Linked DNA regions of Homo sapiens: region 2 is linked to region 1. A link is an interaction called in ENCODE POLR2A ChIA-PET data of the cell type or tissue named here. Cell type or tissue: GM12878. All regions are shown on one strand. Links, peaks and the distances in the headings refer to the core of each region. The heading gives the core; the rest is flanking DNA.

Region 1 (16,098 bases), core at 4,604-8,603:
GTTTCACCGTGTTAGCCAGGACGATCTCGATCTCCTGACCTCGTGATCAGCCCGCCTCGGCCTCCCAAAGTGTTGGAATTACAGGCGTGAGCCACCGCGCCAGGCCGCTTTGTGGTCTTTTAAGACCAAGCTTAGAGTCTTCTTCCTGTCCTGGAGTTCCGGCACTCACCTTCTCAAGAAGCTTGGGCAGCTGCTTCCATGGGGGCCAGTGGGAGGAAGAGAGGGAGCAGATGGGAGACGGCTCTGACCCTCAGTACCGCAGGGCCGTTGCTTCAAAACTGAACTGGCACAAAACCCATCAACTGTTTGGAAACCAGGATTCCTGGCTTCTGGTTTTACTGCCCAGGGCTACAACTCTTGGGGCTATTTTTCTTGCCAGACATCTTACTGGGATTTTCTGCTGTGGAGAGCACCTCGTGCTGGTCTGCGCTGATAAAGAAATGTCATTTTCTGGAGGGTTGGTTGATGTGCGGATCTTGAAACAACGAAGAGCGCGCAGGGAGGCGGAGAAAAGACAGACTTTGGCGCCATCTACTGGAAACTTCTGTTTCTGCATGATGTGGATGAATTGGATAAAACTGACAAAATGGAAATTGTATGTATATTCTGTTCTTTGATACATGATTGATGTCGAAAATCTCTTATAAGAAGAAATATAGAAAACATATATTTAATGAATCATGAGTTAAATTCTAACTTCTCCTCTACTAAAACTTCTATCAAATCTGCTGTCAGGCAAAAATGGTTGAATTTTCATTCTACTCCAACCCACCCTCCCTTACAAATACTGTGCTAATATTCAGCAACATAGCAAGGACTAGAGAAGGGACAACAGCCAAAACAAAGGCTGCGCAAGTCCACTGGCCTGAAAATCAAGTCCAGAGAAAAGGGAAAGTGATTCTACCTGCAAACCAACCCAGCCCCTTGTCTGAGGAGGGGGTGGACAGGTACCTCCAGCAACTTCTAAAATCAAGTGACCACAGCAAAACGGAAACAAGAAAAGATGCACCAGCTGCAGTCACCGCCGAGCCCCTGCTTAGCGGCAGCTTTGCTGGAGAGTGTCTCCCTTTTGTGGGGTGGGGCCAGAGCCTCAGACACCTGGTGTTGGGGGCAGATGCCTTCCCTCATTCCAGCTTCACCTTCGGAGGCTGATCTACAAAGGCCAAGCCCCAGGCCGCTGGGCTTCATTTCCACACCAAAGAGCAGAGTCAGCCATGCCTCAGGCTGCTTTCTCTCTGCCACGTTTAAGTTTTAGTTCATTCAAATCCATCTTCAGCAACTTAATTGCCGTACAGTATTTCAGCACACTGAAAAATAACCTTTTCTCACACCGAAAGCACTAGACCTGTTTTTTCAGTGCTGTGATTTGTTGTCTGATATCATTCAGAGCTTTTCAAAAGCTGCCGCCGCTATCATCTTGCAACGGCCTGTGAAGTGGGTGGGAAGGTGCTGCTCCTAGTGCCAAGAGGGGAAACTGAGGCCCCTAGAAGGCTGAGCGCGTCCCGTCACCGCGCACGGCCCCTCCAGTGCCTCAGCCAGGTTCTCAGCCTCTCTGTGATGACTTGCAGACCAGGGAGGTTGACCTCATGTGGAGTTCCGGGTGGGGCCACCCTCACCAAAGCCTGCAGGGAGCTGCTGTCCCACCCACCCACCCCAGGCTGCCGGGGCAGGTGTTTCTGGGGCTGAAAGCAGAAATGTAGGGGAGAGAAAACACCCCCAAGGACTCTGTGGAGAACACTGAGCTGGGGGGTGGGTTGATACGAGTTCACCAGTTATATACATTTTAAACAGAGACGGGGCTTCGCTATGTTGACCAGGCTGGTCTCGAACTCCTGGGCTTAAGGAATCCTCGTATCTTGGCCTCCCAAAGTGCTGGGATTACAGGTGTGAGCCACCGTGCCCAGCCTTCACCAGCTATTTGTTGAGCACCTACTGTGTGCTGGTGGCTTCGGGAAGACAACGACAGACCGGACGCTGTGTTGTCCTCAGGAGACGTCCAGTTAGAAGGAGCAGAGACAATGGTACAAATAACTACCATGCAAGCAGGAAATGGCCACTGTGCAAGATGGGCTGTGCTAGAAGACCTCAGAGCAGGAGCGGCCCTTCCACAGGCGGGAGGGACAGGGGAGTGCTTGGGGGGCCTTTAATGGGCCTCCGAATGGGAGAGTAGGTGTGAAAATGGTTTGGGATCAGATAAATTCTGTGCCCACACACTCATGCACACTCATGCACACTCACACTCCCCACACTCACCCACGCATACACATACACCCACATAACACACATGCACAGCCACATTCACACACACAACACCCACATAACACTCTCACACACACTCAGACCCCACACACACACTCACATAGCACTCACACACACCACACACTCATGGACACTCACACTGACACAACACTCACCACACTCACCCACGCATACACATACACCCACATAACACTCACCCACATGCACATCCACATTCACGCACACAACACCCACAAACACCCACATAACACTCACACATACACTCACACCACACACACACCCACGTAACACTCACCCACATGCACATCCACATTCACACACGCAACACCCACAGACACCCACATAACACTCTCACACAAACACACTCACACCACACACATAGCACTCACACACTCATGCACACTCACACCCACATAACACAACACTCACCCACACTCACCCACGCGTACACATACTCACCCCCACATAACACTCACCCACATACACGGCCACCTTCACACATACAACACCCACAAACACACCTACATAACACACAAACACACACACCACACACTCACATAGCACTCACACACTCACACCCACACAACACTCCCATGTACCCACATGACACTCTGACACATATACTCACACACACCCACAGAATTACATTTACATACACATGCACACACGTACACATACACACAACACCCACACACACACATGCATACAAAGACACCATGTACACACACACATGCATACAGAGACACCCACATGACACTCAAATTCACACACACACATTCATGCACTCACCCACCTCCACATTCACACACACACTCATACTCACACTTGCACATACAGGAACAGAGGCACATCCTGAATCCCCCTCCACACCTCAGGCTTCCCAGGGCGGCCTCAGGGGCCCGGTCTCTAGCCCAAATGCCAGAAGGTGTTACTGGTGAGATCCGCTGAAGAGCAGGCCACGTGTGTACTGATGATGCTGAGACTGGCGAAGGTTTTCTCTGAAGCAAGATGAAAGAGGAGCGTTCCTTCCCACCTTGCCATCTTCTAGACTTGATTTCAGCCTTGCCGGGCCCAGGGCTGTGGGAAGCGCGGGGCCGCGCGGTGTCGCTGGCTTGGGCCAATGTGGCTGCTTTGCCAGGTTTCTAGAACCAAAAATGTTGGGGTGAATTACGGGCCTGGGAGCTACTTCTGTGTTTTCTGGGGACTCCCAGCCCTCCCAGAGGTGGGACGGTGGTCACCAAAATTGTTCAGTGGTGGAGTGTTTTGGGTTTTGTTTTGTTTTTAGGGTGTGTGGCGGTCAAAGATGGAGCAGAGTGGTGCAAAAGGCTCAAGCTCTGGAATCAAACAGATCCCAGTCTCAGTCCAGCTCTCCACCAGCTCTGCCCCCTCGAGCCAGCTCTCTGCACCCCACTTCCTCATCCATAAAATGCTGTTGATAATAGTACCTGCCTCATGTAGTAGGTGTATCAAAGGAAACTGCTGGGGATTCGTATGCTGTCTAGCACACTGGATGTACTCAATGCATATGAGCAATACTATTACTATCGTTAGGCACGAGGGAAAGAGGGAAGGAAGTCGAAGAAGACTCGGGTTTTAGACAGAGCGAGTCGGGGAAAGGTGGTGTCTTGGGCTGGATGAGGAACCCAGGCGTGCAAGTGCATTTGGGAAACCTGTGAATTCCAGTTTTGGAAGTGCTGAATTTAGGATGCCTGGGGGACATGGATGGAAGCGGCCACTGCATGTTGAGAAGAGAGACTGGGCTGGAGTTGGAGATGGGGGATTCACAGCACATAAGGGGAGGTCTGGGCCAGCAGAGGACAGGAGGTCATTTGGAAAGGGAGCTTCCAATAGGAAGAAGACAGAACCCAGAGGGCCCAGCATGCAGAGGTGGTGGGAAGAAGGAAGCCCACAGGGGTGCGGGGGATTGTTGCAGATGGAGGAGGGAGGCCATCAGAAGGGACCCTGCCGAGGGAGAGGAGACCTCAGCCAGCACCCACTGGGTGCCTCACTTCTACTGAGCAGCCTACAAAGATAGGTGAGACCCTGGCGTGGCTCTGAAGAAACTGACAGACTCTAGGAGCTCCTGCAATTCTGTTTAATTGCTTCTTTTCTTTCTTCTCTCTTCCTTATGAACAAAGACTCTTCAGTCTTTGCTTATAAGGTAGAGCCTGTGGGAGCTCAGAGGCTCAGCCCTCTGTGTAGGGGGCAGGTCTGCTGAATGCATTACGTGGGTGGGCTGGCCAGACCAGATGTCCCGAGTTGCCTTCCAGATCCACGGAGCTTCCCCCGGGGCATCATGGCACACCGCCCCAGACAGTCGGTAGTTTGAGAAGAGAGTTAAATGCTCTGTTCGGGAAGGAAGGAAGTGTTGGAGGTCTCTAGGAATGCTATGCAGCTATATTACCATCTTTGGGATAGCAAAAGTTACATGCATTTCAAATTAATTTTAAAGCATGTCTAGCTTTGCAACAAAGCCACACATGTCTAGGGCAGGCAAGAAGCTAGATTTATGCAAATCGAATGATTAAATGTAAACACGTGTTAGAGGGAGCCTGATGGCTGGGCTCGGTGGCTCATGCCTGTAATCCCAGCACTTTAGGAGGCCAAGGCGGGTGGATCACCAGAGGTCAGGAGTTCAAGACCAGCCTGTCCAACATGATGAAACCCTGTCTCTACTGAAAATACAAAAACATTAGCCGGGCATGGTGGTGTGCACCTGTATTCCCAGCTACTTGAGAGGCTGAGGCACGAGAATCACTTGAAAGCAGGAAGTAGAAGCTGCAGTGAGCTGAGATAGTGCCACTGCACTCCAGCCTGGACAATAGAGTGAGACTCTGTCTCAAAAAAAAAAAAAAAAAAAAGCCTGATGATGAATGGGGTTGATGTGCTCAATATTTGCTCACATGGCTCAGCTGGTTAGTGTGGAGCTGCACCTCATCCACCCTACTGCCTGTCAAATTCTGCTCCCATTGTGATGAAAGACAGCCCCAATGCAAATATGTAAAAGATGCTCTCTATATACCCACTTTCTCTAGTAGGGCAACTCTGTCCAACTTCTTGCCCATATTCTGATAAGAGTGCACAGATTGTGAGCACAATTTGAACAGTGACTTTTAGCACTGTGCAAGGAAATCTTGAAATGCCAGTAACATCCAGGTTAGTTAATTTATAGGTACATAATGATGAAGAGGAAGATAGTACAAGAACAAAACACAGGTCTCTTGTGCTTAATGGGCCAGGAGTTGTTTTAAGTACTTTACGTGCAATAACTTGATCCTTACAACAACCATCACAAATGAGGAAACTGAGGCAGAGGTTAGGTAACTTGCCCAAGATTGCACAGTGAATAAGTGGGGGAGGCAGGATTTGAACCCAGGCAGGCTGCCTGCCTCAGAGTCCTTTTCTTTAGATACTATGGTAGCCACATCTCTGCATGATCTCATGTGACTTGATTAGCTTAACACAGCTTTTTCAAAAACTAAAATTTCTTTATCCTCTCCCTATTCCTAGTTTCTCCTTCCTTTCTTCCTTCCTTCCTTCCCTTCCCTCCTTCCCTTCCTTTCCTTCCTTCCCTTCCTTTCCTTCCTTCCTTCCTTCCCTTCCCTTCCTTCCTTCCCTTCCTTTCCTTCCTTCCCTTCCCTTCTTTTCCCTTCCCTTCCTTTCTTCCTTTCCCTTCCTTCCTTCCCTTCCTTTCCTTCCTTCCCTTCCCTTCCCTTCCCTTCCCTTCCCTTCTTTTCCCCTTCCCTTCCTTTCTTCCTTTCTGATGGAGTCTCATTCTTTCGCCCAGGCTGGAGTGCAGTGGCACAATCTTGACTCACTGCAGCCTCCGCCTCCCAGGTTCAAGAGATTCTCCTGCCTCAGCCTCCCAAGTAGTTGGGATTACATGTGCACACCATCACACCCAGCTAATTTTTGTATTTTTAGTAGACATGGTGGGGAGGTTTCGCCATGTTGGCCAGGCTGGACTCGAACTCCTGACCTCAAGTGATACACTTGCCTCAGCCTCCCAAAGTGCTGGGATTACAAGTGTGAGCCACCGCGCCTGGCCCTATTTTCATTTCTTTCTAATAGTTAGTGCTCTCTCTATCTCCTGCACTTGCTAATTCACATATATTCTCCCTTCAAATCTGCCTTGACAGCCTTCTGTTTTCAAGGGCCTCACAGCTACCTGGTTCCTTCTCTCAAAAGTTCCCTCTTCTGCAGGTAACTTCTCACTCACTTCCCTTGGACCACCCCTCTGTCTCTGTTAGTGTGAGGTGGGTTGTGTCCAGGGCCATCCACCAGAGGAAAGGGGAGAGAAGCCATACTTCTTGGGTCCAACGGGAGTCAAGGAGATCAAGGACCAGGTGTTGAGACCCGTATTTTGGTTTGGGAGGCTACAGGCAAGGTAGAAATGGAAGGCTGTTCTTGGCCGGGCACAATGGCTCACGCCTGTAATCCCAGCACTTTGGGAGGCTGAGGCAGGTGGATCACCGGTGAATTCCACAGACACTTAAAAGCAAAAATAATAATTTGTTGAATACAGTGAGTTCTAAATTTCTCTTCAAAGAATCAGTATGTCAGTATGTTCAGTTCTTTGTTCTCCATTTTAAAGTTGAACTTCCTCGTTCTCCTCAGCCCTAGTTTCACTAAACAACCTTTTCCAACAGTTCTAATCAGTAGTTAACGTCTATTCCCCTGGTCACCTGCTCCATTCTGAGTCACCCCTGGTCACCTGCTCCATTCTGAGTCACCCCTGGTCGCCTGCTCCATTCTGAGTCACCCCTGGCCACCTGCTCCATTCTGAGTCACCCCTGGCCACCTGCTCCATTCTGAGTCACCCCTGGCCGCCTGCTCCATTCTGAGTCACCCCTGGCCGCCTGCTCCATTCTGAGTCACCCCTGGCCGCCTGCTCCATTCTGAGTCACCCCTGGCCGCCTGCTCCATTCTGAGTCACCCCTGGCCACCTGCTCCATTCTGAGTCACCCCTGGTCACCTGCTCTGACCTGAATCATCCTGAGTCACCTGTTCTGTAACCACCCTTCCCACCAAACTACTCACCCCGCCACTCTGGCTCATACCCCTGCTCTCTTTAAAGTAGCCAATCGGAATTAGCTTAGACTGTGCAGTCCAACCCTAGCCAATACGGGAACGACGCATCAGTAGGGGCTACCTGTGTCAGGAATCAGAACCCCTTCCCCTCCCTTGTTCAGGTGTGCTCTGGCCATTGCTCCATCTGCGAGTCGCACCCTTCTAGAGAAGTAAAATTGCCTTGCTGAGAAAATTAAACTTATGTTTGAGTGCTATTTCTTTTGCAGCACCAAAAATTTATTTACAACAAATTCTACACAAATTTTTCCAGAAACTGGAAATGGAGAGCTTATGTTACCCAATTTTAAGATTTACTAGAAAGATACAATAGACGTGACAGGGTGGTATTGGTAGAAGAATAGACACGAAGATCAATGGAACAGAATAAAAAGTTGAGAAACAGCTACATGGTCAATTAATTTTTGATGACGACCAACATAATTCAACATGGAAAGATGGTCTTTTTTGAAAAAGAAACATTGCTGCTTTGTGGATGAAGTGGATGTTCATACACAAAAATATCCTTAACTTTTACTTCACATCATAAAAATGTTTAACTCAGAAAGGGTCTCAGACCTAAATGTAAGAACTAAAACTATAATATTTTTAAAACAGAGGTCATCTTACTTTTTCTTAAAGGGCGAGGTAGCAGATGTTTAGGCTTATGGGCCATGTGGTCTCTGTCATGACTACTTAACTCTGTCATAGCACAAAAGCAGCCATAAACATTACAAAAATGAAGAGTATGGCCATAATCCAGTAAAACCTTATTTAGAAAAACAAGCCACTGGCCCACAGGCCGTAGCTTGGTGACCTCTGTTCTAGAAGAAAACATGTAGAAAATCTTTGCGAGGTTGGGTTAGGCAAAGATTTCTCAGAAGTGAGTTTTAATTGTATTTGAGATTTGTTTTAATTGGGTATGGTAAGACATGCAGATATGAAAATAATTGGTATAAAGGAAAAGGTTTTTGTTATACTCAGTCCCTAGAGACAGGAGGCATGGCACTCCATGCAGGGCCACAGGGAGAAGTACTCAGGTAAGACAGCAGGCTGGGGTGATGGGACCTGGGGGCAGGAGCCTTTATCATGGTTTTCATGGGAAGAAATAGATGATGCAATATAAGCAGGCTAGTCAGGGTTAGTATTGGGCAGTTTGAACAATTTGGTGGCTCTGGGTCACAGGGACTGTCCCTAGTTGTCTGGTACCAGGTTCTGGGGTGACTAGGGCAGGTAGATAGTGGCCCAGAGTGTGGGAACCCACTAAGGGAAGTGGCTGGGGGTGTGAGCTCTGGATTGATTGGTTTGCATATGGAAGGCATGCTTGCAGGCATGTCCTTTGCTATCTCTGGGAATTAGCTTACCCCGCCTGGGAGGGGCAGCCCCTCTTGGCTCAGCAAGGTCTCAGATGTCAGAGCATCAACAATATCAAAAATAAGAAAATGTAGTTAATACAAATGACTCTAAAAGCACAATTCATAAAAAGCAATCAATAAATGGGTCATCATCAAAATTTAAAACTTTTGCTCTTCAAAGTACACTGTTGGCTGGGCACAGTGGCTCATGCCTGTAATTCCAGCACTTTGGGAGGCTGAGGCAGGAGGATCATTTGAGCCCAGGAGTTCGAGCCAGCCTGGGCAGTATAGCAAGACCCCAATCTCTACAGAAAAAAAATAGCTGGGCAAGATAGCATGTGCCTGTAGTTCTAGCTCCTTGGGAGGCTGAGGTGGGAGGATGGCTTGAGCCCAGGAATTTGAGGCTGCTGTGAGCTATGATCATGCCACTGCACTCCAGCCTGCCTGGGCAACAGGGTGAGACCTTGTTTCAAAATAAAAGTACACTGTTAAGAAAAGAAAAAAGCAAGCCATAGAATGGGAGAAAATATTTGCAAAATATGTATCTGTTAAAGGAGTTGCACTCTGAATACATGAAGAACTATTACAACTCGGTAATAAGAAGCCAAACAAACTAATTTTAAAAAATTTAAAACACTTTAAGTGTTGGGGAGGAGGTGAAATATTTGAATAGACATTTCACCAAAGAAAATATACAAATGGCTAAGGAAATCAACATCATTCATCATTAAGAAAATACAAATCATGGCCGGGCATGGTGGCTCACACCTATAATCCCAGCACTTTGGGAAGCTGAGGCAGGCAGATCACCTGAGGTCAGGAGTTCGAGATCAGCCTGGCCAAAATGGAGAAACCCCGTCTCTGCCAAAAATTAGCTGGGCATGGTGGTACGCACCTGTAATCCCAGCTACTTGGCAGGATGAGACAAGAGAATTGTTTGAACCCGGGAGGCGGAGGTTGCAGTGAGCCAAGATAGTGCCACTGCACTCCAGCCTGGGTGACACACAGCGAGACTTCGTCTCAAAAAAAGAAAAAAGAAAGAAAGGAAAAAGAAAATCAGGTTGCATGCAGTGGCTCATGCCTGTAATCCTAGCACTTTGAGAGACCAAGGTGGGAGGAAAGCTTGAGTCCAGGAGTTCAAGACTAGCCTGGGCAACATAATGAGACCTTGTCTCTACTAAAACAAACAAACAAACAAAAATCAAAGAAATTAGCTGGGCATGGTGGTGTGCACACATCTGTAGTCCCAACTGCATGGTACGCTGAGGTGGGAGGATAGCTTGAGCCCAGGAGGCTTAGGCATCAGTGAGCTGTGATCACACCACTGCACTCTAGACTGGGAGACAGAAAAAGACCCTGTCTCAAAAAAAAAAAAAAAAAAAAAAAGAGAGAAAAAAGAAAAAGAAAATGCAATTTGAAATCACAATGAAATATGTCTACATATCCACTAAAATGGCGAAAATGAAAAAGACTGATCATGTTGGCAAGGATGTGGAGCCACTGGAACTCCCATAGATAGCTGTTGGGAATGCACAATGATATACTCACTTTGGAAAACAGTTTGGCAATTTCTCATATATTTCAATATACACCACCTATATAGCCCAGCCATCCTACACCTAAATGTTTACCCAAGAGAAATGAAAACATGTATTCACATAAACTTGTACAGGAACATTCATAGCAGCTTTATTTGTGATAGGTAAAAACTGGAAATAACCCAAATGTCCATCAACTTGTGAATGAAACAAGTCATAAAATGCTCATCAGCAAATAAAAACAAGAATGAAGTACACATACACGTAACAACATGGGTGAATCTGTCAGACACAGAAGATCACATACTGTAAGACTCCATTCATATGAAATTCTAGAAACAAAATGATAGCCACAGAAAGTGGATCCGCGGCTGGCAGGGCTGGGATGGAAAAAAGGGATTGGCTGTAAATGAGGGATCTTTTAGGGGTGATGAAAATGTTTCATATCATGATTCTAGTGCTGGCTACAAAGCTGTCCACATTTGTTAAAATGTAGCAAATTACATACTAAAGTTTGGCAAATTTTATTGTATGTAAATTGTACCTCCATAAAGCTGATTTAAGAAAAGAATGAAGGCTGGGCATGGTGGCTCATGCCTGTAATCCCAGCACTTTGGGAGGCCAAGGCGGGTGGATCATCTGAGGTCAAGAGTTTGAGACCAGCCTGGTCAAAATGGTGAAACCCCGTCTCTACTAAAAATACAAAAAATTAGCTGGGCATGGTGGCTCAGCCTGTAGTCCCAGCTACTCGGGAGGCTGAGGCAGGAGAATCGCTTGAATCCAGGAGGCGGAGGTTGCAATGACCCGAGTTGGCACCATTGCACTCCAGAATGGGCAACAGAACAAGACTTCGTCTCAAAAAAAAAAAAAAAAAGAACGAAAAGGAAAGCCTTATCAGCTCTGTGAACTGGACAGATCATGTAACTGTTCCATGTCTGTATTTCCACACTTATAAGGATAATAATACCTAGCTCTCAACAAGTGTCAAGTTTCTGTCGCCTTTCCTTTTTTTTTTTCCAGGATGTTAGTCTGAGTCAGCTATAAATCAAGATTGTCATTGATGGGTGGGGATTGGTGACCTCTCCCCCGAGGTCTTCAGATGGGAATCATGTCTCTAAAGGGGCGATCTCTAGATGTGAAGACTCACATATGTGTCAAAATGTTAAATGTGCAAACTCTTTCTGCTTCTGTAAGCCTATGTGATAGAAAGGCTGGCAAAAAAAAATGTGCAAAAAATATGTAGAAGGATGTACATTGCTGCTTTGGCTGGGCACGGTGGCTCATGCTTGTAATCCCAGCACTTTGGGAGGCCGAGGTGGGCAGATCACCTGAGGTCAGGAGTTCAAGACCAGCCTAGCCAATATGGTAAAACCCTGTCTCTACCAAAAATGCAAAAATTAGCCAGGTGTGGTGGTGTGCACCTGTAGTCCCAGCTACTCAGGAGGCTGAGGCAGGAGAATCACTTGAACCCAGGAGATGGAGGTTGCAGTGAGCTGAGATCATGCCACTGTGCTCCAGCCTGGGCAACAGAATGAGACTCTGATTCAAAAAAAAAAAAAAAGTACATTGCTGCTTTGTTTGTAATAGCAAAACTTGGAGACAACCTCAGTGTCCATCCATCAGTAAGACTTGGCTAAGTGAATTAAGAGATTTCCATTTCCTGGCCAGGCACAGTGGCTCACGCCTGTAATCCCAACACTTTGGGAGGCTGAGGCGGGTGGATCATCTGAGGTCAGGAGTTCGAGATCAGCCTGGCCAACATGGCAACCCCCTGTCTCTATTAAAAATACGAAAATTAGCCGGGCGTGGTGGCACATGCCTGTAATCCCAGCTACTAGAGAGGCTGAGGCTGGAGAATTGCTTGCACCCCATAGGCGGATGTTGAGTGAGCCAAGATTGTACCACTGCACTCCAGCCTGGGTGACAGAGTTAGACTCCATCTCGAAAAAAAAAAAAAAAAAGAGAGATTTCCATTTCCTGGAATACAAGAGAGCTGATGGATGACATAAACCAGATCTGTGTACAGGAACTTAGGGAACGGCACCCAATACACTGCTCGATGAGAAACCCATATGTACAGCAGCACATACAAAATAATCCCACTAAAGAAAAAGAGTGTGTGGCAGAGACCGCCAGCTATTCCCCAGTATCCTTTCTTTCATTTAGTAGAAGAAATCTGGCCCCTCCAGCCCCATTTTAAGTGGTTGGCTTGGGTGGGTGTCAAGGCTCTAGGGCAGTGTGGCTGAATCCTACATGTAGGCGAGCAGTCGTCACCTCCCTTTTAGCCAGCTTTGGCAAAAGGTCTAAATTCTGGCCACAAGATGTGAGCGGAAGTGACATATGCAATGAAGGGGTCATATCCTTCAAAAGGAAGCTAGTTGTTGTTCACTTCCTCTCTCCCCTTTCTGCAGTGACACCCTGGAGATAATGCTTTGATGTAGACAAGGGCCCCGTGCTACAGGACGAATCTTCATGCAACAGAGCAACTGCCTGCCTTGTCCCACTCCTCTAACGGCTTCTAGAAAGAGAAATTAACTTTTATCTTGTTTGAGTTACTAGTCTGGGGACTGTTAACAGCTGCAAATCCCATATAGTAAGTAATACAATGTACTTTATAGTATTACCTTTGCTAATAATGATAGTTTACCGACATCTAGTGCTCATTATGTGCCAAGCACTGTTCTAGGCACTTTACATAAATAACTTGTTTAGCCAGGTGCGGTGGCTCACGCCTGTAATCCCAGCACTTTGGGAGGCCGAGGCAGGTGGATCACAAGGTCAGGAGATCGAGACCATCCTGGCTAACATGGTGAAACCCCGTCTCTACTAAAGACACAAAAAAATTAGCCGGGCATGGTGGCGGGCACCTGCAGTCCCAGCTACTCTGGAGGCTGAGGCAGGAGAATTGCTTGAACCTGGGAGGCGGAGGTTGCAGTGAGCTAAGATCACGCCACTGCACTCCAGCCTGGGCGACAGAGTGAGGCTCCGTCTCAAAAACAAAAACAAAAACAAAAAATGCTTCGCAGATGGGCCACACTAGCCAGTGGATGTCATGTTGCCCAAACAACCAGTTGAACACGTCTCATATTTCATCATTTGTTTTGTAATAATATATCTTCAGTGTAAACCCAGAAAGAGGGAAAAAAACCCTCAGCCAACCACTCCTCTCTTGAGAGGGTCTCAGGGACACAGCCTCTCTTAAATTTGTAAATATTTAGCACTCTAGTTCCTGGAAGAAGATAAGTACTTGTCTCTGCTAAACCTTCCTGTGGATGACAGCTCCATGGAGTATGTGTTCTGAGCCAAAACATACCATATTTGGTCCGAAATGAGTGGATTGCCGATCATTGTAGTTTCAGATCTTTTAACTGGAATGAAGGACATTTGGTCCATACAGTTAACATCCACAAGAATACAGGGACTCAGGGGTTTCTGCCCACTTCTGAACCTGCAAAGCTTCATGGTTGAGAAGGAAGACATGTGCATGACACGGGACTGTATTCCAGCCCTGAGCCCGCGTGGTTTTTTTTTTGGTTTTGGTGGGGTTTTTTTGTTTGTTTTGTTTTGTTTTTTGAGACGGAATCTCTGTCGACCAGGCTGGAGTTCAATGGTGCAATCTCAGTTCCCTGCAACCTCTGCCTCCCAGGTTCAAGCAATTCTCCTGCCTCAGCCTCCTGAGTAGCTGGGATTACAGGTGACTGCTACCATGCCTGGCTAATTGTGAGCTGGCATGTTTTAAGTGTAAAGGGGCAAAGGGTGCTTTGCACTTCAGCTAGACTACTTCAAGAAAATAAGATCTGAGCCAGGTGCAGTGGCTCATGCCTGTAATCCCAGCACTTTGGGAGGCTGAGGCAGGTGGATCACCTGAGGTCAGGAGTTCTAGGCCAGCCTGGCCAACATGGTGAAACCTCGTCTCTACTAAAAATACAAAAATTAGCCGGACGTGGTGGCAGGTGCCTGTAATCCCAGCTACTCAGGAGGCTGAGGCATAAGAATTGCTTGAACCTGGGAGGCGGAGGTTGCAGTGAGCCAAGATTGTGTCACTGCACTGCACTCCAGCCTGGGCGACAGAGCAAGACTCTGTCTCAGAAAATAATAATAATAATAATAATAATAATAATAATAAATAACATCTGATCTGAACAAGTTTTAAGTTAAACAAATTAAAAGAAAAGCCCACCCACAATACAATTATTCCCTTTTTTTTTTAAAGATGTGTTAGTACAAGTGTTATAATCATTGTTTTACTCATTTTTTTTTTTAAGATATGGTCACACTGTGTCACCCAGGCTGGAGTGCAGTGGTGCGACCAAGACTCACTGCAGCCTCGAATTCCCAGGCTTAGGAGATCCTCCCATCTCAGCCTCCCGAAATGATCTTTGTTTTAAACACATCTCTACAGAATTTATCTTTCAGGACCTGTCTGAACACTGAGATGAATGACTTGGTCCCCCCTGAAGTACTTGATGTGAACTGCACAGGGAAATTGTTTTGTTATCACTTGGCTCATGTATGAGTCATTTTCAAGAAGTAAACTTTGCTTTGAACAGGGTGGTTTCTGCTCAACAACAGTTCAGTTTGGTAAGCATTTCTTTTTTTTTTTTTTTTTTTGAGTTGGAGTTTCACTCTTGTCGCCCAGGCTGGAGTGCCAGTGGTGCGATCTCGGCTCACTGCAACCTCTGCCTCCTGGATTCAAGAGATTCTCCTGCCTCAGCCTCCTGAGTAGCTGGGATTACAGGCGCCGCCACCACGCCTGGCTAATGTCTTTGTATTTTTCGTAGAGATGGGGTTTCATCATGTTAGCCAGACTGGTCTCGAACTCCTGACCTTAGGAGATCCACCTGCCTCAGCCTCACAAAGTGCTGGGGTTACAGGCATGAGCCACCACGCCTGGCCTGGTAAGCATTTAATGAGCATCTACTATGTGCTTACTTTTGTGGGGGGACCTACAGTAAACAAGGAACTGGAGAAAGAATCAGATATTTTAAAATCAACACAATGACAAAGATAGAAAAGTGATACCCCCAACACTTTGGGAGGCCGAGGTGGGCAGATCACAAGGTCGGGAGATGGAGACCATCCTGGCTAACACGGTGAAACCCCGTCTCTACTAAAAATACAAAAACAAAATTAGCCGGGTGTGGTGGCGGGCGCCTGTAGTCCCAGCTACTCGGGAGGCTGAGGCAGGAGAATGGCGTGAACCCGGGAGGCGGAGCTTGCAGTGAGTGGAGATTGCGCCACTGCATTCCATCCTGGGCGACAGAGCGAAACTCCATCTCAAAAAAAAAAAAAAAAAAAAAAAGCCATACCATTTGCATCCCCCGGGTTTTCTGAGGGGCAGTGGCGTGGTGCACAAAGCTCAGGGCAGAAGCAGGGCTTCAGGACTCCATGATGGAAGCCCACTCCCCTCCAGCCACGGCCCGAGCAGCCAGGAGAGATGTTCGTTTGCCTGTTCCCAGCCCACCCTGAGTTCCCACCCAGGCTCTGGATGCCAGGACTCTAGACTCACTGCGTTCCACACTCTAGCTTCTGTGGTTACTATTGGCAATGGCGCACCAGGAGCACTGGGATTCCGGGCTGTGCACCAGGGTCTAGGTTGCAAAGACGCCTGAAACCAGAGGGGGAAAACAGAGAACAGTTCATCAAAATGATTAAAATTGCAAGGGATGGGGGGAAGGGAAAGTGATACCATGTCTATGGTCTGAATGTGTCCCCCCAAATCCATATGATGAAAATGTAATCCCCAATGCAATAATGTGGGGAAGTGGTTCCTAGCCGAGGTGTTTAAGCCATGAGGGCTCTGCCCTCATGAATGGATTAATGCCAACATAAAAAGGGCTTGTGGCCAGGTGTGGTGGCTCATGCCTGTAATCCTAGTA
Region 2 (16,098 bases), core at 4,897-8,896, 310 kb before region 1:
TCTTAGTACCCGCAGACTCACAGAACAGCCATCAGAAAAGAGCCCCAAACCAAATGAACCCCCAAAAACTGTAAAATCAGGGGGTGGCTGCTTGAGGTGGAAGTTCTGCATTTATGCCCTATGAGAAAACAGATATAATTTATATCAACACATTTCACCTCAAAAACAGATGCTGACAAATGAAATTACACTAGATTTCCACAGCTGATTATTAAAACCACATTATTCAAAACCAATCTATTCTGGCCACTGTTAAAGGTTTATACTCTCTGTGAATGAAGTAGGAATATGTTAGCAGTATGTAAGAGATTTTGTGAAACTCTTAACGCTAATTACAAATGATGCTTCTAGTAAATAAAGCTGGCCTCCTTAAAACTCACTTAAACGTTGGCGTCCTAGTCTTTCCTTTATAGAATTAAATTACAATTGCTTTTAAGTCTATAAATCAGTCTCTTCGTTAATTCACGTGGATTTTTCTTTCCCTGAAAACAACTTATTTATTTATTTATTTATTTATTTATTTTTGAGACAGGGTCTCATTCTGTTACCCAGGCTGGGGTGTAGCCCAGGAAGTTCATGCCTCACTGCAGCCTCAACCTCCCAGGCTCAGGTGATCCTCCCACCCCAGCTTCCCTGGTAGCTGGGATTACAGGCACATGTCACCACGCCCAGCTAATTTTTTATATATTTTTGTAGAGATGGGGTTTCGCCATGTTGCCCAGGCTGGTCTTGAACTCCTGGAGTCAAGTGTGAGCCATGGCACCCGGCCATAAACAACTTTAATGAGAAAATTACCACAATGTCTAATGATAGTATTGGTCCCACTAGTGACATCAAAGAAAAATGCTAGCAGACATCAAGTTGTTATATTGTTGAGCGCAAATGTAGGAGTAAGTTTTTAAACTTCTAGACATGGTTCATTTACATATAAAATGATGTATTCATTTGGAGATAAGAAATTATGCACTTAATAATAATGTTCACTCCAATCTGTTCCTTGATCTAAGAAAAAAATACTATTCAGCATGAATAAGGACAAAGGGAAGACCTAGGGTATGGTTTTCACATTCACGTTACTTATAAATTCATTAAGATTTTTGTAGAACTCAAATTCTAGGAGAAATCTGATAATACAATTACTGTAGTATCAGGTTGCTAAGCAACAATCTTTTTCTTTCAAAACAGGAAATCACACTTAAGAGTGACAAAAAAAGATATTGAGCCTGATGGCACCACGACATTCAATGCTAGGGCCATTACAGCTCCGTCTTTTTCTAAGACAGTTTCACTTTGCCATTCTGACTGAAGGCTTGATTTTAAGCTTGATTTTTCACACTTCTTCGGCTGGATTTCCCTGCACCCCTGTCTGGTGTTCACAAGTGCCAGGCACCATTCTCGATTTATTTCACTGAATTCTCACCAGCACCCTGGGAGGTGGACGGTAACCTTGTCCTCCCCGCTGTGCTGAGGAGGAAACAGAGACCCTGAGACCTGAAGCCACTTGCTGAGGCCACTCACAGCCTTTTTGGACAGAAAAGAAAGGACACTCTAATGGTGTCATTTCAGGGAGCAGGGAGAAGGGTCTGGAATAGTAGGGGGAGAAGAGGAGGAGAGCTTTGGCCAAACTCTGGACAGGTTGGCCCTGGGGATCTCTCTACGATTATCCACTACCATGAGAACTGCTGGGGAGACTCACGTTAGTGCGTGCTGGGCAGGCCTACCCCTCCATGGTGACCAGGATGCCAGGTGCCCCTGCCATCTCTGAAACTAGTCAGATCTGATTGTCCCCAACTCCACCCCATCCCACCCCTCATCTCTGGATTGTCAGCAGACTACAAGGTAGAGGCCCCACTGTGACAACCTGCAACTTGGCCTCCATAAAGGAACACAGGGCCCAGGTGCAGTGGGTGGCTCATGCCTGTAATCCCAGCTCTTTGGGAGGCCAAGGCAGGTGGATCATCTGAGGTCAGGAGTTCAAGACCAGCCTGACCAACATGGTGAAACCCCGCCTCTACTAAAAATACAAAATTAGCCGGGTGTGGTGGCAGGCACCTGTAATCCCAGCTACTTGGAAGGCTGAGGGAGGAGAATCGCTTGAACCCGGGAGGCAGAGGTTGCAGTGAGCCAAGATTGAGCCATTGCACTCCAGCTTGGGCAACAAGAGTGAAACTCTGTCTCAAAAAATAATAATAATAAAAAAGGAACATAGCCCTGCTGACCACCCAGCAGGAGAGGTTATGGAAGGCTAGGGTCTAGCCACCCCTATGGTCTGCACCATGCCTAAAGCATAAGTGTATGGGTTATCAAAGATAGCTTTTTTAGTTTGCTTTTGGGCCTAACAAGCATCCCTCACCCCTTTGTCTAGCCACAGAACAGTGGTTTGGGCAAAATCCACTCCATGACCCTCCTCCCCGACCCGATCTCAAGGCTCAGACCTGGCCAATGTCCTCCATCCTCCTGATGACAATAGCTGATTTAAGGATGGCCACATGACCTGAACTGCCACAATCACAATCATCTCTAAAATTGTGCTATCCGTGCTGGTGGAAAGGCTCCCTCTTCCTCCACCACCTTGAGAACGCCATCTAAAGCAAGAGGCGCTAGTAATCATCTTTCCCTCCACGGGGGGAAATCCTGCCCAAGAATGGAGCCAACATGGAAGAAGACAGAGCCATGAGATGGACTCAGCCTGACAGCCTCACTTAGATGCTTGGATGCAGCAGGGCCCAAAGACCCCAAAGTCAGCAAGTTCCCACTTTTTTTTTCTTTTTTTTGAGATGGAGTTTGTTGCCCAGGCTGGAGTGCAGTGGTGCGATCTTGGCTCACTGCAACCTCTGCCTCCCAGGTTCAAGCGATTCTCCTGCCTCAGCCTCCTTAGTAGCTGGGATTACAGGTGCCTGCCACCACGCCCACACCATACCTCAGGCTATCCACCTGCCTCGGCCTCCCAAAGTGCAGGGATTACAGGTGCGAGCCACCGCGCCTGGCCAGTTCCCGCTTTTTAAACAAATTAGTGTTAGATTTCTCTCCCTTTGCAACCCAAAGTCCCAGCTGTCTTCATTTTATGCCTGTTAAAAACACCACAGGAATTTAACGCATAATTTGTTATGGAATAATTTACAGTTTTTAATAAGAAAATTCATTTCTATTGCAAGGTTAAAAGATACTATTTAAAAAAGAAAAAAATTAATTTCTGAGACAATTATGTCACAAGTCACGAGCTAATCTATGGGCATGTTTCTACTTTACAATTTTAAATAATGAAAAATTAGGTCGACTAGTGCTTTGTTCACAATATTAAAATAATCACATGTTCAAGTAGTTATTTTAACTGTACATACCTTTAGGGAGTTCCGTATCTTGAATGGGATATTTGTCTGACTGTAGAAACCAACAAAAGAGGAGAATTATTTTTAAATGCCATGTAAGATCAAAGTGAAAAGAAAGCTTTGTCTTGGGAAAGTTATGACTTCAATTAAAAACTTGAAAATGTTTAACCTCAAACTTATCAACTGGCCTTATCCATTGATTGTGTTTATTCTCAGTCGACAGGAATGAAATCAAGGTTGACAAGAGGTTAATGCTGGAACATGAAACAGAATAAGGCTTCCAAATTTCCACAGCTTGGACCACGAAACTACACTTCCTCTCTTTTCTGCAGTGCTAGCCTCCTGCAGTTTACAATTGAGGAGCATTTGTTGTCATGAATTATGAGGACAGATGCATTTCTTCTCACCGTTTCTGCAATAGTCACTGGGGTCAATAAGCATGTGTTCTGGGCAGTACTCACTATTGCAGAGCTCTGGCCTGGGTCGACTGAGACAGGATGATTCAAAAGATCCCTTCCCTACTGACTGCACAAAGATCTAAAAATCAGTAATTATGCAGAATTCAGCACAGTTCCTCAATGCATCAGTTGAGAGTAATACTGTTACAGGAATTCAAAATAGCAAATGTTCTCACAATCACATATATTTCTTTTCATTTATTCATACTTACATGCCGATATCTAAAGTTCCGGAAACTTATTTCAGACTAAACAATGTAGCCATTTCTGAAAACGTCCATGAGAGGAATGAAAAGGAGCCTAATTTCCCAACCCTGTCCCCTAACCCCTGCTCAGCTCCCAACTCCACTCAGCCCTGTCCTTCAGCCTGAACAAAATTACACCTGAACAATTTCCTGTAGCTCTCCACCCATGTCTTCCTCCAAGAGAGGAGAGAGAGAAAGAAATGGAGAATCGAGGGTTTTGTTTTAAGTGCCTTTCCTGGGAGTTTCTTTGGAGCTGGGCAGTAAAGTTTTAAAACTTCTAGAAGCCTCCAACCTCTCCCAACAAAAATAAATTAGTAAATAAAAATTAATCACACAGAATAGTCCTACAGTTCTACCCCAGATCAAATTAGTTCTCATCATTCTACTCCCAAGACCGAGGAACACAAACCTGTACTAGAACATTTATCACTCTGTTTCAAAAAGAGGCTGGGTGCGGTGGCTCACGCCTGTAATCCCAGCACTTTGGGAGGCTGAGGCAGGCAGATCACCTGAGATCAGAAGTTCAAGACCAGCCTCGCCAACATGGTGAAACCCCATCTCTACTAAAAATACAAAAATTAGCTGGGCATGGTGGCCCGTGCCTGTAATCCCAGCTGCTCAGGAGGCTGAGTTACGAGAATTGCCCCAGGAGGCGGAGGTTGCAGTGACCTGAGATCGTGCCATCGCACTCCAGCCTGAGCAACGGAGCAAGAGTTGGTCTCAAAATAAATAAATAAATAAAAATAAACAGTACTTGTCTATTTCCTCAGATAGACTGAGTTTTCCCAGAGATGGAATTACAATCTGTGCATTCCCAGATTGTAACATAGTTTTAAGTAAACATCCACTGAAAGTCTGCATGGAAGAACACAGAAGCCAGAGCAAGTTCAGGGCTCCTAGAAAGACGATGCTGGAGCTAGCCCTAGAGAATGGCTGAGAATTGGATGAACTCAGAAGAAGCAGCAAAGTAGTTGCTGGTGGCAGGCATGGCAGGAGAAGGGATCAGGTGGCTGGAAGAGCGGAGGGTATAGAACTGAAACAGAGAGTCTGTTGGAGGTGGACAGAGGAAGGCGGGATTAGATGAGAAATGACGGACCCAGTTTCTAAGAAAGACCAAGAAAGATAAGCAAAGGGATTTAGGTGGGATGCCCTTCTAGGTTCTCGGGAAACTTGCTACCTGCCTTGCACTGACTTTGCATGAGGGAAGATGGTCAACACAGTCTTGCAAGAAGTCAGACAAGCAGGCAATGACAATTCTCTGAGATGGCAAATAGGGATTGGGCTACGGAGAAGGGAGCACCTGAAAGTCCCAAGGCAAGTAAGGCTTTGTAGATCAGGGGAATACTTGAAGTGAGATGGGAAGAAGCACAGGAGTTCATTAGGTAAAGATGCAGGGAGATTTTCCTTGCCAGAGGGAACAGCATTATTGCTACCCTGGGAGGGTGAGAGGGCATGGCGTATTAAGAAGCACCACACAGCTACACAGGGCTGGGTCAGCAGGTGAGCAGTGGATGCTGAGGTAAGGCCATGGAGGACCTCATCTCCCATGTCAAGGGGTATATACTAAATCCTGTACCCAGCGGGAATACTGTGGGTTGAATTCTGTCTCCCAAACCAGATGTGTTGAAGTCCTAACCCCCAGTTCCTCAGAATATGACTTTATTTGGAAATAGGGTAGTTGTAGAGGTAATTAGTTAAGTTATGAGGAGGGTAGGCCCTTGACCCAATATGATTGGTATCTTTAAAAGAAGAGACGAGGGCCAGGCATGGTGGCTCACGCCTGTAATCCCAGCACTTTGGGAGGCCAAGGCAGGCGGATCACCTGAGATCAGGAGTGCGAGACCAGCCTGACTAACATGGTGAAACCCCGTCTCTACTAAAAATACAAAAAAATTAGCCAGGCCCGTTGGTGGGCACCTGTAATCCCAGCTACTTGGGAGGCTGAGGCAGGAGAATCACTTGAACCTGGGAGGCAGAGGTTGCAGTGAGCCGAGATCACGCCATTGCATATTGCACTCCAGCTGGGCGACAAGAGTGAAACCCCATCTCAAAAAAAAAAAAGAAGAAGAAGAGGAAGAAGAAGAAGAAAGAAGAAGGAGAGGGAGAAGGAGAAGAAGAGACGAGACACAAACACCCTGGGAGAAGATGGTCATGTGCTAACGAGTGAGAGAACGGAGTGATGCCTCTATAAGCTGAGGAGTTTCCACGATGGCTGGCAACCACTACAAGCTAGAAGAGACAAGGAAAGATTCTTCCCTATGGGTCTCAGAGGGAGAATGGCCCTGAGGACACCTTGATTTCAAGCTTCCAGCCTCCAGAACCAGGAGCAAATACATTTCTATTGTGAAAGCTGCCCAGTCTGTGGTATTCTGTTGCGACAGCCCTAAGAAACTAGTAAGAGGGACACTTTGGAAAGATCACTTTGTCCCCAGCATGGAGAAGTAATTAGAGGTAGCTGAGCCCCAAGGTGAGCATAAGGACATAGCTCCAAGGGAGGGAAAGAAAACCTGGTATCAGGAAGTAAGCAGGATACCAGGGAGAACTGGAGAGTCACAGGTGGGGGCAGTGGGAAGGGAAAGAAGGCAAACTGAATAACACTTTATAGAAACCAAAGGCTTTAGTAACAAGCTACTCCAGAGACATATAAGCCATGGCCACAGGGTTGTTCTTCGTTCCATTTTGATCAGAGTGAAGAGACTGAGAATTTTTCATAGGAATTTCCAGTGGGTATCAAAGCTTGACCCCCTACGCTGTCTACAATTTACCAAGCCAGGGGTAATTAAAGGACAGGAAAACAAACACCTCAGGTCCGCAAGACACCTAAGATTTAAAGACATTTAGTTGAATTACATGAAGTGTATTCTGTGTCGCTGTAACTAAATCAGTTAACCAAAACTTTTCATGAGTTGGTAGATCCCATCCTCTGAGGATCTGGAACAGAAGGAATGTGTCCTACACAATATGCCCATCACACACGCTGCCTGACAGAGAGCACCGCTTTGGCCCTCAGCAAGAAGCAGTGCTGGGCAGGAGCACAGGGCTCCGGTCTAGGTGGCGGCACACTTCCATTAACTGTCCTTTCTGCATCTGTAGGATGGGGGTACGTGCCCCACCATCTCAAGGGATGGTTGGGAGGATCTTGGGAGGTTGAAAAATAATGATGGCAGCCATAAAAAAGAACACAATTCTCTCCTTTGCAGCCACATGGATGCAGCTGGAAGCCATCATCCCAAGTGAAATAACTCAGAAACAGAAAATCAAATACTGCATGTTCTCACTTATAAGTGGGAGCTAAAGAATGGGTACCCATGGACATAAAGATGGAAATAACAGACACTAGGGACTCCAAAAGGGGGGAGGGTGGGAGGAGGGCTCAGGGTTGAAAAATTACCTATTAGGTACAGCGTTCACTATGTGGGTGATGGATTTATGAGAAGCCCAAACCTAACCATTATGCTATGCATCCACGTAACAAAGCTGCATACGTACCCATGGAATCTGAAATTAAAATGATAATAATAATAAAACCATAAAATGAATTTTAAAAAACCAATATATGTGAAATCTTTGGATACCCTTAAAGCAATAGCCTCAGAATGGTTACGGGAGGGTGGGGAGAGGATGTGGCTCAGAAGGCAGCTGCTAGAACTAAACGCTGTAACTGAGGTAAATCCAATAGCGTGTGTCCATCTGGCATCCCAGGCTGCTCCATTACCAGACCAGTAGTATTAAAAACAGGCAAGTAGGCCAGGTACGGTGGCTCACATCTGTAATCCCAGCACTTTGGGAGGCCGAGGGTGGCAGATCACCTGAGGTTAGGAGTTCAAGACCAGCCTGGCCAACATGGTGAAACCCCCACTCTACCAAAAAAAAAAAAAAATTAGCCAGGCATGGTGGCACATGCCTGTGGTCCCAGCTACTTGGGAGGCTGAGGCAGGAGAATCGCTTGAACCTGGGAGGCAGAGATTGCAGTGAGCTGAGATCGCGCCACTGCACTCCAGCCTGGGTGAGAGAGCAAGACTCCGTCTAAAAAAAAATAAAAATGAAAAATGAAATAAAAAAAAACCAGGGAAGTGGGTAAAGCCCTCACATAATGTAATATCACCTCCAACATGAGCAAAAGAAGAAAAGAATCTAACGCCATTTTTAGCCTGGAGAAACCCAAAGTTTATTATTATCACGTAGAATACCAAGATAAAGCAGTTATCTTAGAAAAATCTTACTTTGGGGTTTCTGATGCACATGTAAATACTGAGTAATAAAAACGTAAAGAAATAACAAAGAAAAAAAGCAAAACAATAATTATCACCATTAGTGTAAAATTTGTCACCTACCATATTAAAGGATAAAGTGCTAGGGTCTGTGTCTTCCACTGGTTCCTTTACCATATGATCTGTAAAAAGAACAAAAACAAACAAATAGAGCGGGTTTGCTTTAATTTAAAACCACAAATGAGTCCTTTGATAACTGTCTCTATACAGAGGCAAGTAATTTTACTTAGGCTGAAGAAAACCTTACTCCTTTTTTTTTTTTTTTTTTTAAGAAATAGGATTGGCTGGGTGAGGTAGCTCATGCTGTAATCCCAGCACTTTGGAAGGCCAAGGCGGGTGGATCACTTGAGGTCAGGAGTTCGAGACCAGCCTGGTCAACATGGTAAAACCCTGTCTCTACTAAAAAATAAAATAAAATAAAAATAAAAATTAGGTGGGCGCCTGTAATCCCAGCTACCCAGGAGGCTGAGGGAGGAGAATCGCTTGAGCCCAGGAGTCGGAGGTTGCAGTGAGCCAACACAGTGCCACTGCACTCCAGCCTGGGAGACAGAGTGAGACTCCATCTCAAAAAAAGAAAGAAAGAAAGAAAAAAGAAATAGGGTTTGCTCTGTAGCCCAGGCTGGAGTACACTCAGTGGCACAATCATAGCTCACTACAACCTTGAGCTTCCGGCCTCAAGCGATCCTCCCACCTCAGCCTCCCAAAGCACTGGGATTACAGGCATGAGACACCGCACCTGGCCTGAAAGTCTTACTTCCAATTATTAGTTGAGACAAAATAAAGAGGAACAGATTCAGATTGCATCAAGAAATAGATTAATAAAAAGAAACTATAGGCCAGACGCAGTGGCTCACGCCTGTAATCCCAGCACTTTGGGAGGCCAAGCCGGGCAGATCACCTGAGGTCAGGAGTTCAAGATCAGCCTGGTCCAACATAGGGAAACCCCATCTCTACTAAAAATACAAAAATTAGCCTCGCATAGTGGTGCACACCTGTAGTCCCAGCTACTCAGGAGGCTGAGGCAGAAGAATAGCTTGAACCTGGGAGGTGGAGGTTGCAGTGAGCTGAGATCACACCACTGCCCTCCAGCCTGGGTGACAGAGCAAAACTCCATCTCAAAAAAATAAATTAATTAATTAAAAATATAAAAAGTAACTACATAAAAAACCCCACCATATTTTGGAACAGGTTACCTATAAATATCTTCAAATACCCAGAGTTACAAACAACCACAAACTATGCAGGCATCACATTAATGACTCTCTTGCCTACTGAATTTGACACTACCTTCGGCAGGAATGACTCCATTCTGAATCTACTTCTTTCCTGATTTCCTATTTTGCTGCAACTCATTTTTCTTAATCTTCTGAATGTTGTTTATGTGGACTAATAAAGAAAAAACCATAGTTTTTTATCAAAAATAATCTTGATTTCTCAATATTTTGTTTCTGATACTTTATCACTTGATGCATTGAAGGAATTTAAAGGGGAAATACGGAAAAAGGCACAGACCTCAGTCAGGACCTAATTAGTACAAATTAGAAAAGTTTCCCATCTCCAAAATGCTTTATAAGACATCTGCCAGAGAGCTGTCTCAGTAAATAATCAAATCTTTTTGCGTGGGATCCTCCAGATTTGTGCAGTGAACGACCTGCAGTACCCTAAGTGGCAGTCGTGGGTCCGCCAAGAGTCAGCATTCACTTTTGATCCAAATCCTCATTAAGTACATATTGCAGACTAGGAATTAGGTCCTGGGAATGCCTTTGGGGATCCAAATAAGCACAGCAGGACAATTTGTCAAGATAATAATTTGTGTGTGTTCTTCCTAGGTGTTTCCCAGCTGAGAATGTGTCTGAACTTTCCACAGTTTCTTTGCCCTGCAGGTGTTGATAATGCCCAAAGAAGTTTCGAGAAGGCAACATCTCTTTGTTTTATGCAGCCTCCAGTCACTGAAGAGAAATGGGGACGAATGGAGAGAGCCTTTGCCATTGCCTCCCATGGAGCAGGATACAGACATCTGCAGAGCATGAAGGTGGCAAGACTGCATCAGAGACAGCACAGAGCAGCCTAACCCCCGGGGACCGCGGCCCAGCACCAGCAAAGAGACCTGTGCCCTGTGTCCAGCACAGAAACAGAGGGCTGCTGGGTCTCAAGGGACTTCTCAGGCCAGGACCATAAGACAGCAATGCCTCCCTGATGCACTACAAATTTGAGGTCCTTTCCTAGTTTTTCCCAGCACCACATGAACCCCTCAGATTCCTGTGTGGCCCTAAGGGACAGAGCCCCAGTTCTGACTGAAGTGGAATTTCCTGCCAGTCCAGTGCAATACACACTCAGATTTGGATTTAAATGGATAGAAAGAAAATGAAAAACAAATTGTGTTGCTAATGCCTCCCTGAGATGGCAGAACTCTTACTGCCCAAGCAACAAGTAATGATACAGAGCCCTTAGTGCTAAGGCAGTGGCAGTGCAGGACAACCAGGGGACACCCAGACCCAGCACTCGCAGCCTGGGGAGCTCCCGGAGAGAGGAGGGGTGGGAGAAGAGCCTGCAGAGGGCCTGAGGGCTGAGTCTGGAAGGATGAGTTGACATGGTAGCGAGGGAAAAGCATTCTAGGCAGAGGGAATAGCACAGCCACAGAGAAGAGAGAGAACATGACACATTAACGTACAGTCACAGGACAGATCATGTATATGATGGTGGTCCCATAAAGATTAGACCACCATCTTCTCACCATACCTTTTCCATGTTGAGATATGTTTAGACACACAAATAGCACTGTGTTACAGCCGCCTGCTGTATTCAGGGTGGTCCCATGCTGGGCAGGTGTGTAGTCCTGGAGCAATGGGCTGTACCAAACAGCCCAGGAGTGTTGTAGGTTACACCATCTAGGTTTGTGTAAGTGAACTCTATGACGCTCACCAACTACGAAACCATGTAGTGATGCATGTCTCACAGTGTATCCCTGTTGTTAAGTGACATATGACGATGCTTCAGATGAGTCCTTACAGCCGGACACACGTGCATTCGGTTTTCCAGTTTTTCCTTCCCATCCTTCTCACACGCTGGTTCCTAGCTGGGGAGGGGGTGGTAGAAGCCACCACAAAATAGCCCGAAGTCCCTTCTCCCTCCTCCTATCACAGCCTAGTCTCACATATTTCATCTTCACTACAGGGTACCTGGAGGATACGGCTTAAAAATGCCATCCTGCCAGGAGTGTGGCTTGTTAATAGCATCAACACAGTGAAATTTCAGGTAAATGGGTTTGGAGTGTGGAGCCAGGGGTGGGGTGAGGCTGGGGGCTTTAAATGCTCTGACACCATCCTCTGCAAACAATGCCCGCTGCGTCCAGGACAAGTTAATCCTGCTTCCTACAGGAAAATTAGAATGAGCAGAAAAAAAAAAGGAAAGAGAAAGAAAGAAAGAAAGAAAGAAAGAAAGAAAGAAAGAAAGAAAGAAAGAAGGAAGGAAGGAAGGAAGGAAGGAAGGAAGGAAGGAAGGAAGGAAGGAAGGAAAGGAAGGAAGGAAAGAAAGAAAGAAAAAGAAAAGAAAGAAAGAAAGAAAGAAAGAAAGAAAGAAAGAAAGAAAGAAAGAAAGAAAGAAAGAAAGAAAAAGAAAGGAAGGAGAGGAAAATGCAGTAGATCGCTGGGAAAGGCAGAGCCACAAAAAAAGCATCATTGAGGACACACACAGGACAGTTAAAAGCAAGGAAGGACCGGTCCTCAGTGGCACATCACTAAGAGCTAGCAGTCTGGCCTTAAACAAGTCTAGAGCTGTGGCCTTGGACAAGCCTAGAGGTGTGACCTTGGAGAAGTCACGTAAGCTTTCTAAGCCTCGGGCTCTTCCTCTGCACCATGAGGAGTTCCAGGTCTCCGGATCCCACACTCAGCTTACTACCATTATTCTGGATTTGGGAACCACCTGGGTGGGTGAATTTCAATCAACACTCCTCAGACTCTGACCGAGTTCTGTGAGATCCCAGGGCTTGTGTTGGAGGGTTATGAGGCCAACAAGATAGAGACAGAAGACATCACAGGTTTATAGGCACAAAGTCTCTTGCTTCGGTCTGACATCTCAGAATAAATGGAACTTAAGATGAGAAAGACACAGAGAATTTAGGTTTTTTTGTTTTCTGAAGCACAACAATGAAGTGAGAGGGGAACTGGGAAAGGCACTACTTTTAGAACAGGTGTTAGAGGCATTTTCAGGTCTTTTTTTAAAAATTAATTACTTAATTTTTTTTTGAGATGGAGTCTCACTCTGTCGCCCAGGCTGGAGTGCAGTGGCGTGATCTCGGCTCACTCCAATCTCCGCCTCCTGAGTTCAAGCGTTTCTCCTGCCTCAGCATCCTGAGTAGCTGGGATTACAGGTGCCCACCACTATGCCCGATTTGTTTTTGCATTTTTAGTAGAGATGGGGTTTCCCCATGTTGGACCAGGATGGTCTCAAACTCCTGACTTCAGATGATCCACCCACCTCAGCCTCCCAAAGTGCTGGGATTACAGGTGTGAGCCACCGCGCCAGACATTTTTTTTGAGACGGCGTCTCACAGTGTCACCCAGGCTGGAGTGCCGCGATGTGATCACCGCTTACTGCAGCCTCAACCTCCCAAGCACAAGCGATCCTCCCACCTCAGCCTCCCAAGTAGCTGGGACCACAGACATGCGTCACCATGCCCAGCTAATGTATGGGGGATTTTGTTTCTGTTTTTTGTAGAGACGGGGTCTCGCTATATTGCCCAGGCTAGTCAGGTCTTTTATGATTTTTCTGATTGCGGTTCTGACTTTATCAGCCTTTGCCTTATATCAAGCTGTGGATTAAGTTCTTACATACATGTTACTGCCAAATACACTCATTGACCCAGGCCCACGGTGGCGCCCATGCACTGTATCTGAAACTGCACCTTCTCCCTGGCCTTTATTTTAGATCCTGGCAGACTCCTTTTGTTCTCACAGGTCCAGATGTGAGTGTGTACCAGGGAAGTTATTTGGAGGAGAGCAGATCCTGGTTATTTGAGACTGATTCAGAAGTGGAAAGCTGCCCTAAGGTCTTTCTTAGGAACTTGGAGTTGCATGTTTACGATACTATTAAGTGTAAAATCAAATCGTTTATCTAGAAGCTTTAAAATGTTTGTTTTTCCCAGCCCCCGCCTAACAGCAGGCTGAGCCTTCAGGCAAGGCTCTGATATCTAATAGGACGGGCAGAGGAGCAGAGGAGAAGCGGGGCCACGTGAGCCCATCGGAGACAAGGCCAGTGGTTTCGCCAGGGCCGGTGCGGGATCTGTCCTCTGCTCATGGCTGCCATCTTATGCCAGGCTGTGCTTTTCTGCCAAAGCTGCCTGGGCTCCCCCAGGTCGGTGACTCTGCACAAGGCTCAGATCACCTCAAATTAGCTGGTAACTGACTGCTGGGGATATCTCTGCCGGCAGTGAGAATGAGGTGTAACTCCCTCAAGCATATTCTGGAAAGTTCCTCAAAAGGCATGAGAGAAACCTGGTGAACTGATGCATCAGGGCTGGCGAGGGCACCTGGCCTGGCTCACAGAGGCTGCGGGTGAGAGCAGGCAGGGCGGGCTGCACCCTCATTTTCTTTCTGTGGGTCCTAAATCCCCAACTTAAATCTCAGGAGGTGAACAGAGCACCTCTGCATCCCCTTCCTGCTTTAAAAGTCCGTGAGTGGTGAGTAGTAGTATCCACATGGGTCAAAGAGCACCTCCAAGCTGAAAGTTCACAATTAAACTTTCAAAGCTCTAGGCTGGGCGTGGTGGCTCACACCTGTAATCCCAGCACTTTGGGAGGCCGAGGCAGGCGGATCACGAGGTCAGGAGATCGAGACCATCCTGGCTAACGTGGTGAAACCCCGTCTCTACTAAAAATACAAAAAATTAGCCGGGCATGGTGGCGGGCACCTGTAGTCCCAGCTACTCAGGAGGCTGAGGCAGGAGAATGGTGTGAGCCCGGAAGGCGGAGGTTGCAGTGAGTCGAGATCACGCCACTGCACTCCAGCCTGGTCGACAGAGCGAGACTCCTTCTCAAAAAAAGAAAAAAGAAAAGAAAAAAGCTTTCAAAGCTCTCACTTAGAAAAGTTCGAACAGGTGGCTCACGCCCGTAATCCCAGCACTTTGGGAGGCCAAGGCGGGTGGATCACTTGAAGTCAGAAGTTCGAGACCAGCCTGGCCAACATGGTGAAACCCCATCTCTACTAAAAATACAAAAATTAGCCAGGCGTGGTGGCACATGCTTGTAATCCCAGCTACTGGGGACACTGAGGCAGGAGAATCGCTTGAACCCAGGAGGCGGAGATTTCGGTGAGCCAAGATCTCAACACTGCACTCCAGCCTGGTAAACAGAGCAAGACTCTGTCTCAAAAAAAAAAGAAAAGACAAGACAAGTTTGAAAAGTTTAAAAGCTTCCCTAGCGTCTGCTCTGCATGGCATGGCTTACACACAGTCTCAGCTAAGCCTTCCAGTAACCCTGAGGAAGGCATTAGGCATCCCCTTTTTCACACATTGAGTATCCAAGATCACAGGGTAAGAGGTAAGTGGAAAAGCCAGAACTTGTATCTGGGACTTTCTGGCTTCATAATCTGCCTGTTTTCCAGTATAATCAGGTTCTAGAAGTGCCTCATGGCCAGGTGTGGTGGCTGACATCTGTAGTCCCAGCACTTTGGGAAGCCAAGGTGGGAGGATTGCTTGAGTTCAGGATGTTTGAGAACAGCCTGGGCAACACAGTGAGACCTCATTTCTACTTATTTAAAATAATAAAAAATAAAATAAAAATTTTGAGACAGGGTTTCACTCTCTCACCCAGGCTGGAGTGCAGTGGCTTAATCACAGCTCACTGCAGCCTCCACCTCCTGGGCTCAAGCAATCCTTCCACCTCCTCTTGAGTAGCTAGGACTAAAGACATGTGCTGTCACATCTGGCTAATTTATTTTTATTTTTGTAGAGATGGGGGTCTCACTATGTTACCCAGGCTGGTTTCAAACTCCTGAACCCACCTTGGCTTCCCAAAATGCTGGGATTACAGGCACAAGCCACCACGCCTGGCCAATAAAATAAAATTTAAAATAGAAGTGGGCTGGGCACAGTGGCTCACATCTGTAATCCCAGTATTTTGGGAGGCCGAGGCGGGCAGATCACCTGAGGTCAGGAGTTTGAGACCAGCCTGACCAATATGGGAAAACCCCATCTCTATTAAAAATAAAAAAATTAACTGGGCACGGTGATGGATGCCTGTAATCTCAGCTACTCAGGAAGCTGAAGCAGGAGAATCGCTTGAACCCGGGAGGTGGAGGTTGCAGTGAGCCGAGACAGCACCACTGCACTCCAGCCTGGGCAACAAGAGCGAAACTTGGTCTCAAAATAAAATAGAAGTGGTTCATACACTGACCACCCGACAGACTCTCTTGAGAAGGTGAGTGTCTGTGTGTCCCATTTCCCCTTTTTATATGGGCACCAATCATATTGGTTTAGAGCCCACTCTGATGATTTCATTTTGAATTGGTTACCTCTGGAAAGACTCTGTTTCCGAAGAAAGTTACATTCTGAGGTACTAGGAATTCCAACTTCAACATATCTTTTTAGAGGGGCACAATTCAACCCGTAACAGTTCACACTCTGCCCCCTGCCCATCCTTTCCACATGCAGAATCTATTTGCCTCCTCCCGACATCCCCAAAAGCGTTAATCATTCCAGCATCCACTCTAAATCCTAAATCTCATCTACTCTTCTTCAACTCAAAGACTCAAATCCCATCATCTACCAAATCAGAGCCTCTTCAGGAATGCTGGGAAAC

The links. ChIA-PET counts read pairs that join two places held together with the same protein. Peaks named below come from ENCODE experiments on the same cell type or tissue, not always from the same donor. Only the 100,000 strongest peaks of a DNase experiment are listed, where the experiment ranks them.
Region 2: POLR2A ChIA-PET joins it to region 1 with 7 read pairs; 4 of 35 experiments call an interaction of 5 or more read pairs at or near these places.

The regions. Positions count from the first base shown.
Region 1 is chr1:236,088,245-236,104,342 of GRCh38, reverse strand. No RefSeq gene overlaps it. Among named protein-coding and RNA genes, the nearest start is that of NID1, 31 kb to the right of the region's middle. RefSeq lists enhancers at 6,587-7,089, 6,820-7,114, 7,090-7,593, 6,540-7,739. In GM12878, for the core only: no CTCF peak of the experiment used is centred there; a DNase peak (open chromatin) is centred at 6,978; H3K27ac peaks cover 485 bases.
Region 2 is chr1:236,401,543-236,417,640 of GRCh38, reverse strand. EDARADD (EDAR associated via death domain) reads right to left here. Exons shown (of 6, transcript NM_145861.4): 2 at 8,367-8,425; 3 at 3,342-3,381. Among named protein-coding and RNA genes, the nearest start is that of EDARADD, 15 kb to the right of the region's middle. In GM12878, for the core only: no CTCF peak of the experiment used is centred there; no DNase peak of the experiment used is centred there.